Linked DNA regions of Homo sapiens: all the other regions are linked to region 2. A link is a loop called in an ENCODE intact Hi-C map of the cell type or tissue named here. Cell type or tissue: right lobe of liver. All regions are shown on one strand.

The links. A loop is a pair of places that touch in the nucleus more often than their neighbours do. Peaks named below come from ENCODE experiments on the same cell type or tissue, not always from the same donor. Only the 100,000 strongest peaks of a DNase experiment are listed, where the experiment ranks them.
Region 1: it touches region 2 in a loop (2.5-fold over the local background); 97 of 110 quality-filtered maps call a loop at or near these places.
Region 3: a loop joins it to region 2, with 2.1 times the contacts of the local background. A loop is called at or near these places in 26 of 110 quality-filtered maps.

Annotation. Positions count from the first base shown.
Region 1 is chr2:10,053,485-10,055,984 of GRCh38, reverse strand. It overlaps KLF11 (KLF transcription factor 11), which reads right to left. Exons shown (of 4, transcript NM_003597.5): 4 at 1,149-2,500. Among named protein-coding and RNA genes, the nearest start is that of KLF11, 11 kb to the right of the region's middle. In right lobe of liver, no CTCF peak of the experiment used is centred here; no DNase peak of the experiment used is centred here.
Region 2 is chr2:9,798,378-9,800,877 of GRCh38, reverse strand. No RefSeq gene overlaps it. Among named protein-coding and RNA genes, the nearest start is that of TAF1B, 44 kb to the left of the region's middle. RefSeq lists a silencer at 1-58 and enhancers at 1-226, 227-1,062. In right lobe of liver, a CTCF peak has its summit at 1,031 (motif pointing left); a DNase peak (open chromatin) is centred at 1,017; H3K27ac peaks cover 155 bases.
Region 3 is chr2:9,943,808-9,946,307 of GRCh38, reverse strand. It overlaps LOC105373422 (a long non-coding RNA gene), which reads left to right. Exons shown (of 3, transcript XR_922784.4): 2 at 1,510-1,622. Among named protein-coding and RNA genes, the nearest start is that of GRHL1, 6.6 kb to the left of the region's middle. In right lobe of liver, no CTCF peak of the experiment used is centred here; no DNase peak of the experiment used is centred here.

The sequences.
Region 1 (2,500 bases), 260 kb before region 2:
TCACCGGCCCGTGGGCTCCTAGCCTCACCCAGGAAGGGACCTCCTCCCTCGGCTGCTGTTGGCTCAGGTTCCCTGCGCCTCCCTGAGACAGCCCTTTCTAAGACACTTTCCTCTGCTGTTCCAAAGACCTAGGGCCACTTGTCCCCACTCACCCACGTTGCCTGGACACCTGCTGCTGACATTGATTGGTGGATCCGTGAGAGCATTCTCTGTTCCCAGCAGTGGGGCACGCTCGTGCACGTGTGAGCACATGGGAGAGCATAAGGCTGTCGAAGTGTAGCCAAGCACCTCACGGAAGAGAGAATCCGTGGCTTTTTTTTTTTTTTTTTCCTTTTTCCTTTCTGGCAATAATGAGGCAGGAGAAAAGTCTTGTCAGTTGCCACGAGAGGGATAATCACACTTGCGGCTCTAATACTTCCCTCTAGAAGGAGGCTCCGTAATCAGACCTTTTGTGTGGTGAGGGTCTGGACCCCCTGGGGACAAATCGGACTTTCTGAGGTGGGCAGGGGCTGTGTTTTCTGAGGACATATGGCAGCCTTTAGTTTTAAGAGTTGGGAAGGAAAAGAAGGAACAGTGAAGCCTGTGGCTCCATGATGTACTTTGCAATCCTGGGCCAGGGGTGGAAGGAAATAATGGAAGACTTCCAAGCACTTCTTCCAGAGTAGCTGGAAAACCACTTTCAATTCTACCTCTTTGCAGCCACCCCCTGGCACAGGAAGGGCACGAGCACTGACGGCCACAGGGTCACCCGGCACACTACTGGGTCTGTCTGGACCAGACCCACTGCCAGAGTGGCCACTTCACATGTTGGCTTTTTGAGACAGCGTCTTGCTCTGTTGCCCAGGCTAGGGTGCAGTGGTATGATCATAGCTCACAGCCGCCTCGAATTCCTGGGCTCAAGGAATCCTCCTGCCTCAACTCCCCAAAGTGCTGGGATTAGAGGTGTGAGCCACCATACTCAGCTCGCTTCACACATTTTTTTTCAGAAAGAACCCTCCAAAGAACCCAAAGAAACAGAATAAAACTCCAGAAAACAAAGAGGAGAGTTTAGTTTGAGCCAATACACAATGAATTTTATAGATTCTTCCAAAAAGTCTCTAGGTATACTTAGGCCACCAGGTACAGTTAAATGACACAGGACACACATCCAATGTAAAATCAAGTTTTATATGATTCAAAGAGAAAAGTTACATTACACATGCTCGTTTAAATAATGTCAAAGTCTGTTACATAAAACATAATTATGAAACATTTTAAGTCTTATCATTCAAACTACTTAAAAGGCTCAAAGTCACAAAAGATCAAGCAAAACTGCCCAGGCAATAAAGTGCACGAGGGGAGCCCACCTCTCCAGCGGCCGTCAGCACCCAGAGCCGCCAGCTGAGGGCTCCATGCCGAATCCATACACAAGGTTTGTGGTTCTCAGAAGAGTTTTCAGACAGGAACTGTTTCCAACTTAAAATCTTTCAACAGACAAATGGAGGTGGAAGGGGGATGGTTTACACAAAGTATTTCCAAATGTAATCAGGAAATGGAAGTGTAAATTAAAACCGTTTTCAACATGTATCTCCTCTTTAGAAATATCACTGCTTGGAGAATGTTGTGACAAGCAACCAAATACTCAAAAGACCTTATCCACCAGAATACTGGCAGGACTCACATTACTTTGCATGTCATAATTAAGAAAAATATCCAAATTTGATGCCATTTATAGTGTGTACAGTCAAAAATGTGTATGCTGATTTTGATGAGCAGGAGAAAGGACTGGGTGGTGAGGAAACATGAACTATGCACAACATGAGACAACTGTGCTGTCTCACGAAGACACGACACTCACCTATGGAGTGTCCAGACTGAAAACCTCTGAATAACACACACATTTGTGTCAAGTAACAGCTGATACTAAGGGGCAAGTTAACAGGTATCAAGTCACACACAATGAATGACCAGGTGGAGATTTTATCAGACTACAAAGAACAAAACACAAAACCTAATTTTATTCAATATTCCACCTTACCATCATTTAAATAAAGGTAAATGCTGGTAATTAACATAGACAAAATTTAAATACATACTGCACAATAAAAAAAATTCCCAGGCTACCAAATTAGTGCAACATTCTGTATGTTCCTACATTTATTCCATTGCCTGAACTTCCAATGTTTAACAAAAACCAGTATCAGTGGCTTCTTGAACACAGGTGGCCACATTCTCTCGGTTATCTACGTGCTCATACAGTTGAAAAATATTGTCCATCTATTTTCTAGGTAGACTGTAAAACACACCATTCCAAGTAATTTTCTGTTTGGTCAAAACAATTTCCTTCAAACAAAATGAACAGAAAGGCAGTTGGGTAGTATTACTGCCATTTAGCGTAACTTGCATTTCCTTGTGTTTCTAGTATTTGGCAAACAAAGGAAGCGGAATCTTGGCACTGCCTGCCTTCACATGCATCTCGCCCCAGCTAAGCTGTGCTCTGGTGGAGTTTCATCCAACCAAT
Region 2 (2,500 bases):
CTTGGGATGTTCACAGCACAGACACAGGCACAGTCCCGGAGGGGGTGGCTACGTTGTGTTTGTTTGATGAGGAATAAATAAATGATGTTGGGTAAACCCTCCCAGTTAGTAGACTCCTCCTCTCACCCCCTGAAAGCTTAGACTAAGGGTCTCTTAGGCTTCTGCCAGTGAGGAGTCCAAAAGGGACAAGAGGCTTCAAAAAGAGGACAAGCCCCCAGTGGACTCCACTCAAGCTGGGCTCCGAGAGGCTTAGGAGGCTTCCAGGTTCCACTGGCAGTGGGTATGAAAATCCCTTTGCTACAAGTATTCTGAAGCCATGCCTGAATTTCTCCCATTCATTCACTCATTCATTCACTCTTCATTCATTCATTCATTCATTCATTCATTCATTCATTCATGCCTGCCTGCTCATCTATGCTTGAGTGGAACAGGCCCAGCTGATGTCCTGTGTGTACCCGGCACAGCTGCCACAGCTCCCAGCCCATCCACTCTGCCAGCCCACCTGGCCCCACAGGGCCAGGCCTGCAGGTGTCCTCTCCCAGGCAGGGGGCAGAGGAGGCAGCTCACTTCAAAGGGCCCCTGGCTTTGCCTGGGTCACAGTCTGGAGCTCCCCACTAAGAGCCGAGAAGCGTGGCCCTACAGAGGGTCCCAAAGCCTGAGGAAGGGAAGATAGGGAACTGCCCAGAATTGGGTAGCACTACTTCCCCATTTTACAGACGAGGAAACTACAACTTAGAGAGAAGAGGTTTCTGGCCCAAAGTCACACAAAGTCAAAATTGGACCCTGGTCAACATGGAAGGGGAGGGAGTGGAAAAGAGATGGCAGGGGAATGGAAGGGAAGGAAGAGAAAAGAAGTCTCTGGAATCGGCATGGGAAATGAAGAGACTCCCCCAAGGCCCTGTCCTCATTTACCCTCTGCGCCTGGCCCTTCCCTGCCCTGCCGGCTGGATGTCCAGGGACCCACCCAGCCCGACCTGCTCTCTGCCGCGCTGCTCACACTCGGCTGCTGTGCGCTCCTGCCCTCTGGTGGCAAGATCTGGAAGCGCGTTGTCACTGCATCCCAGCACCTCTAGAGGGGAAACTAGGAGCAAGTCAGTTCACCACCCACTGTGTGCAAGACACTGAGCTGGAGACCTAGGGAGGAGGGAACACAGCCCCGTTTCTGAGAGTGCAAAGTTTAGGGGACAAGACAGACAGGCAAACAGACCACGGCAACACAATGAGATAGGGACTTGGCTGGGGGAAGCTCAGGTTGTTTTAAACCTAAAACAAGCAGCCCCCAAATCTATGAGGAAGAGCCTGCCTAGCAGAAGGTCCCACCATGCCCAGGAACATTTGGGCAGCACCTGCTCTGAGGGCTCTGGGCTGCCTGGCTGGGGTGGGACAGACCCAGAGTCCTTTCTGATCTGTCTGCAGCGAGAGCCCTGGAGCCAGAGGGGACCCGAGGAGGTTTGCAGGCTGTGGTCTGGGCAGGAAGGAAGGGCTGAGGTCCCCACCCTTCTTCTCCCTTTCTTAACCTAGTGCAGACCCAGCTGAAGCCAGCCTCACAGGGTTAACAAGAACTGCGGACAGTCATATAGCTATAATTAAGCATTCATCAGGCTGTACTTTGACCCACTTCCTTGTAACCAAAAGTCACGTAGCCCTAGGTACGGACAGTTCACATCCCCATGGTTCCTATTGATAGGATCTCTGACCTTAGAATCATAGGAATTTTGTTTAAGAATTGCTTAAGCAGATCCTGAATTCCATCAGAACAGCTGATGCCAACCAGCTCGAAGACCCCCACAGAGGAACGGAATCCGCGTGACAGTGAGGTTTCTTCATCTCCTTGTCCCGTGACTGCACTCTTCGACCAATCAAGGACCTCCACACTTTGACCCACTTCAAAACCCTTAAAAATTCGAGCCCCGAACTCCCTGGGGAGATGATGGATTGGGGGTTTCCTCCCATCTCCTCACTTGGTGGCCCTGCATTGATTAGACCTCTCTCTCTGCTGCAATGCGGCATCTTGCATATTGACTTCCTGCACGGGTCAGGCCATGAACCTATTACGGTTCCAGAGCTTCAGGCTGGAGAGGCAGAGTGACAAGAGGGTTCAGTAGAAGGCTGGGAGCCAGACTGCCTGGGGTCTTAACAGCAATTGCGTCCTCTGGGCTTCAGTTTTCTCTTGTGTGAAAAGGTAATAAGAACAGTGCCCACCTCTGAGGGTCGCCCTGAGGGTTAAACACACTGATACAGAGAAAGTGGGCAGAATGGTGTTTGGCCCATGGTCAGGGCTGATCATATCTGCTCTTGCCAATAATGCCAACTCACCAGCATCCAGCCCTCCTTTCTTTGGAAGAGTTTCCCATCTCACTCTCATGGCAGATAGTACCACCCAGAGTAGGTGCAGAGGCCCAGAGAGAGGAGGTGTCTCACGTGAGGTCACTGGGCGAGCAGCAACTGTGTTGAGCCTGGCACCCAGGCCTCTGGGCCTAGAGGTTGCAGCCTGGATTCC
Region 3 (2,500 bases), 150 kb before region 2:
GTAGAGTCACTGCACCCCTGTCACAGAGTTCTCTGAGCGCGTCCTGAATCTCAGGCACCTGGCATTGCCTGTGCTTTTCCTCTCTCCCTTGCCACCCAAGTTACATCTTTAGTGGCCAACTTCAAATGCCAGCTCTTCCAGGAACCCTTCCCATCCCAGTAGGAGGACTCCCCAAGCACCTCCGCTGTCCTTCGTGAAGCCACTCATCGCAAGTGGCTCTGCCTTTACTTGACTCAGTTCCGCACAATTCCGAGGGAGGAACTGAGGCAGATACAGATTCACATGCCAGGGCTGCCTCTGATTTTTATCTTTAGTCTACTTCGCTGCCAGTCCTTGCTTTTCTTATCTGTAAAACATGGAAAATACATCAAGAGACGTGGAGTTAACTATGAATAAAGTACTTAAAGACTCACACAATGCCTGGCAGACAGACGCTGGCAGATGGCGTTCATCTTCTTTAAAGACTAGGCAGTAGGAACCCTGTCCAATTCCTCCACATCCTTGTTGGTTGGACATGTTACCTAATCCATGTGTGGAATTCCCCACATTCAGGGACTTCAGCCCTGATGAAACAGCCCATATTGAAGGGACATCTCAGGGGGCTGAAAGATGATGGCAGAGCCTTCACCCTGACATCCAAGCACCTGTCCCCCCAGTTCATCAGAACCCGGGGTCTCAAGGTCGTGCCAGTGCGAGATGAAAGTCTTTCCACTCCGGAGAAACTGGTGTGGGAGGCAGGGAGTGTAAAATCTCCACCCTCACCACCAGCTCTGTGACAAAGTTTCTTACCCTCTGAGCCTCACTTTCCTCAGCTGTGGGATACGGGATAATCATTCCTATCACCAAAGGTTGTGTTTGTTTTGGTTTAAGAAAAGTATCTCAGACAATGCCAGGCACATTTCAGGAACTAGGTCAATATTAAACTTTCCACCTCCCCATTTTCCCTCACTGTAGCATAAGCTGCTTAAGGGACAAAAACTATATCTCATATTTTTAAAACGTCCTCATCATCTGGCATAGAGACAAGCATATGGTAGATGATCAACAATTACTGTAGTTATTCAGGATGATAATGACATGTACCTTCTTTTGGCAGAATTCAGTGCTCAATGTGATCACATACCTGAGCTCATTTGATTCTTAAAACAACCCTTGGAAGTAGACAGGGTTCTACCCACCTTGTAGATGGAGAAACAAAGTCCAGAGAGATCAAATAACGCAATTCAGTCTCATAGTCAATAAGTTTGGGACTAGAACCCAGATATCTTGTTTCCAAACCCCGTATTTTCCTTCTAGTGGTGGTACTGCCAATGGGTGGGTGTTTCTGCATGAGATTTTGGGTTCAGCCCACAGCACTCATTACAGAGCACCTGGACACGTGGCAGCCGTGGCAGGTGCTAGTGACAGTGTCTGGCTCAGAAGATGGCATTTGATTACTCTCTAAGTTGATTCTCAAACTTAGAGAACACACTGACTGTGGATTAGCTCTCGGTTGTTTGGTATCCACAGGCTCTGTTTTCCTGTGTCTTCCGTGACACTGTCTTGAGCGTGCTTGCTTATGAAGGTTTGACACCCGTCCCCACCATACCTGCCTGCCACTGCCAGGATGACTGGAGTCTCAGGTGAGTCTTGTCAAATACTTGGGACTTGACCCAGACCCAGTTGCCAAGAAGCCAGCAGCCAGCTCTCCCTGTTTCAGAATGTAGGCAGAAGCAGCTATGTCATGTTGGGTGTCACCCACTTGTTGGCAGCTAGAAGAACCTAGGTCTCTCACATTCTTTTCCTGTGGCTTCACTGTAGAGTGATCATTCCAAGGGAGGCTCAATAGTTGCAACACAGTTACCAAAAAGCCCTGGGCTCAAGCGCCCTGGCCTTAACCTCCAGTGAACCTCTCTTGCTTCTGACTGACACCGAGTGGGGTGGAGCCATTTGGCTCAATGCCATTTCAAGCAAACACCCCAAACAGGGGAGCTGAGAGGCTGTGGTGAGGCTTGCTGGCTCACAGGTGCATATTTCACTCTTTGAAGAAAGGGTTATTAATGATCAAACATCTCTATTATAAAATAATGTCCATTTAAAATTGTTGGAGCTGCTGGGTGTGGTGGCTCACGCCTGTAATCCCAGCACTTAGGGAAGCCAAGGCAGGTGGATCACCCGAGGTCAGGAGTTCAAGACCATCCAGCCTGATCAACATGGTGAAACCCCGTCTCTACTAAAAATACAAAAATTAGCCGGGCATGGTGGTACATGCCTGTAATCCTAGCTACTTGGGAGGCTGAGGCAGGAGAATCACTTGAACCTGAGAAGCGGAGGTTGCAGTGAGCCAAGATCGCGCCATTGCACTCCAGCCCGGGCGACAAGAGTGAAACTCCATCTTAAAAAAAAAAAAATTGTTGGAGCATCTCACCACATTTTAGTACAAGAGAGATTTATCTTTGCTTTATAGGTAGGGAAAAAGCAAAGAGGGATTAAATCATCCAGCCAAAATTGACATTTTATT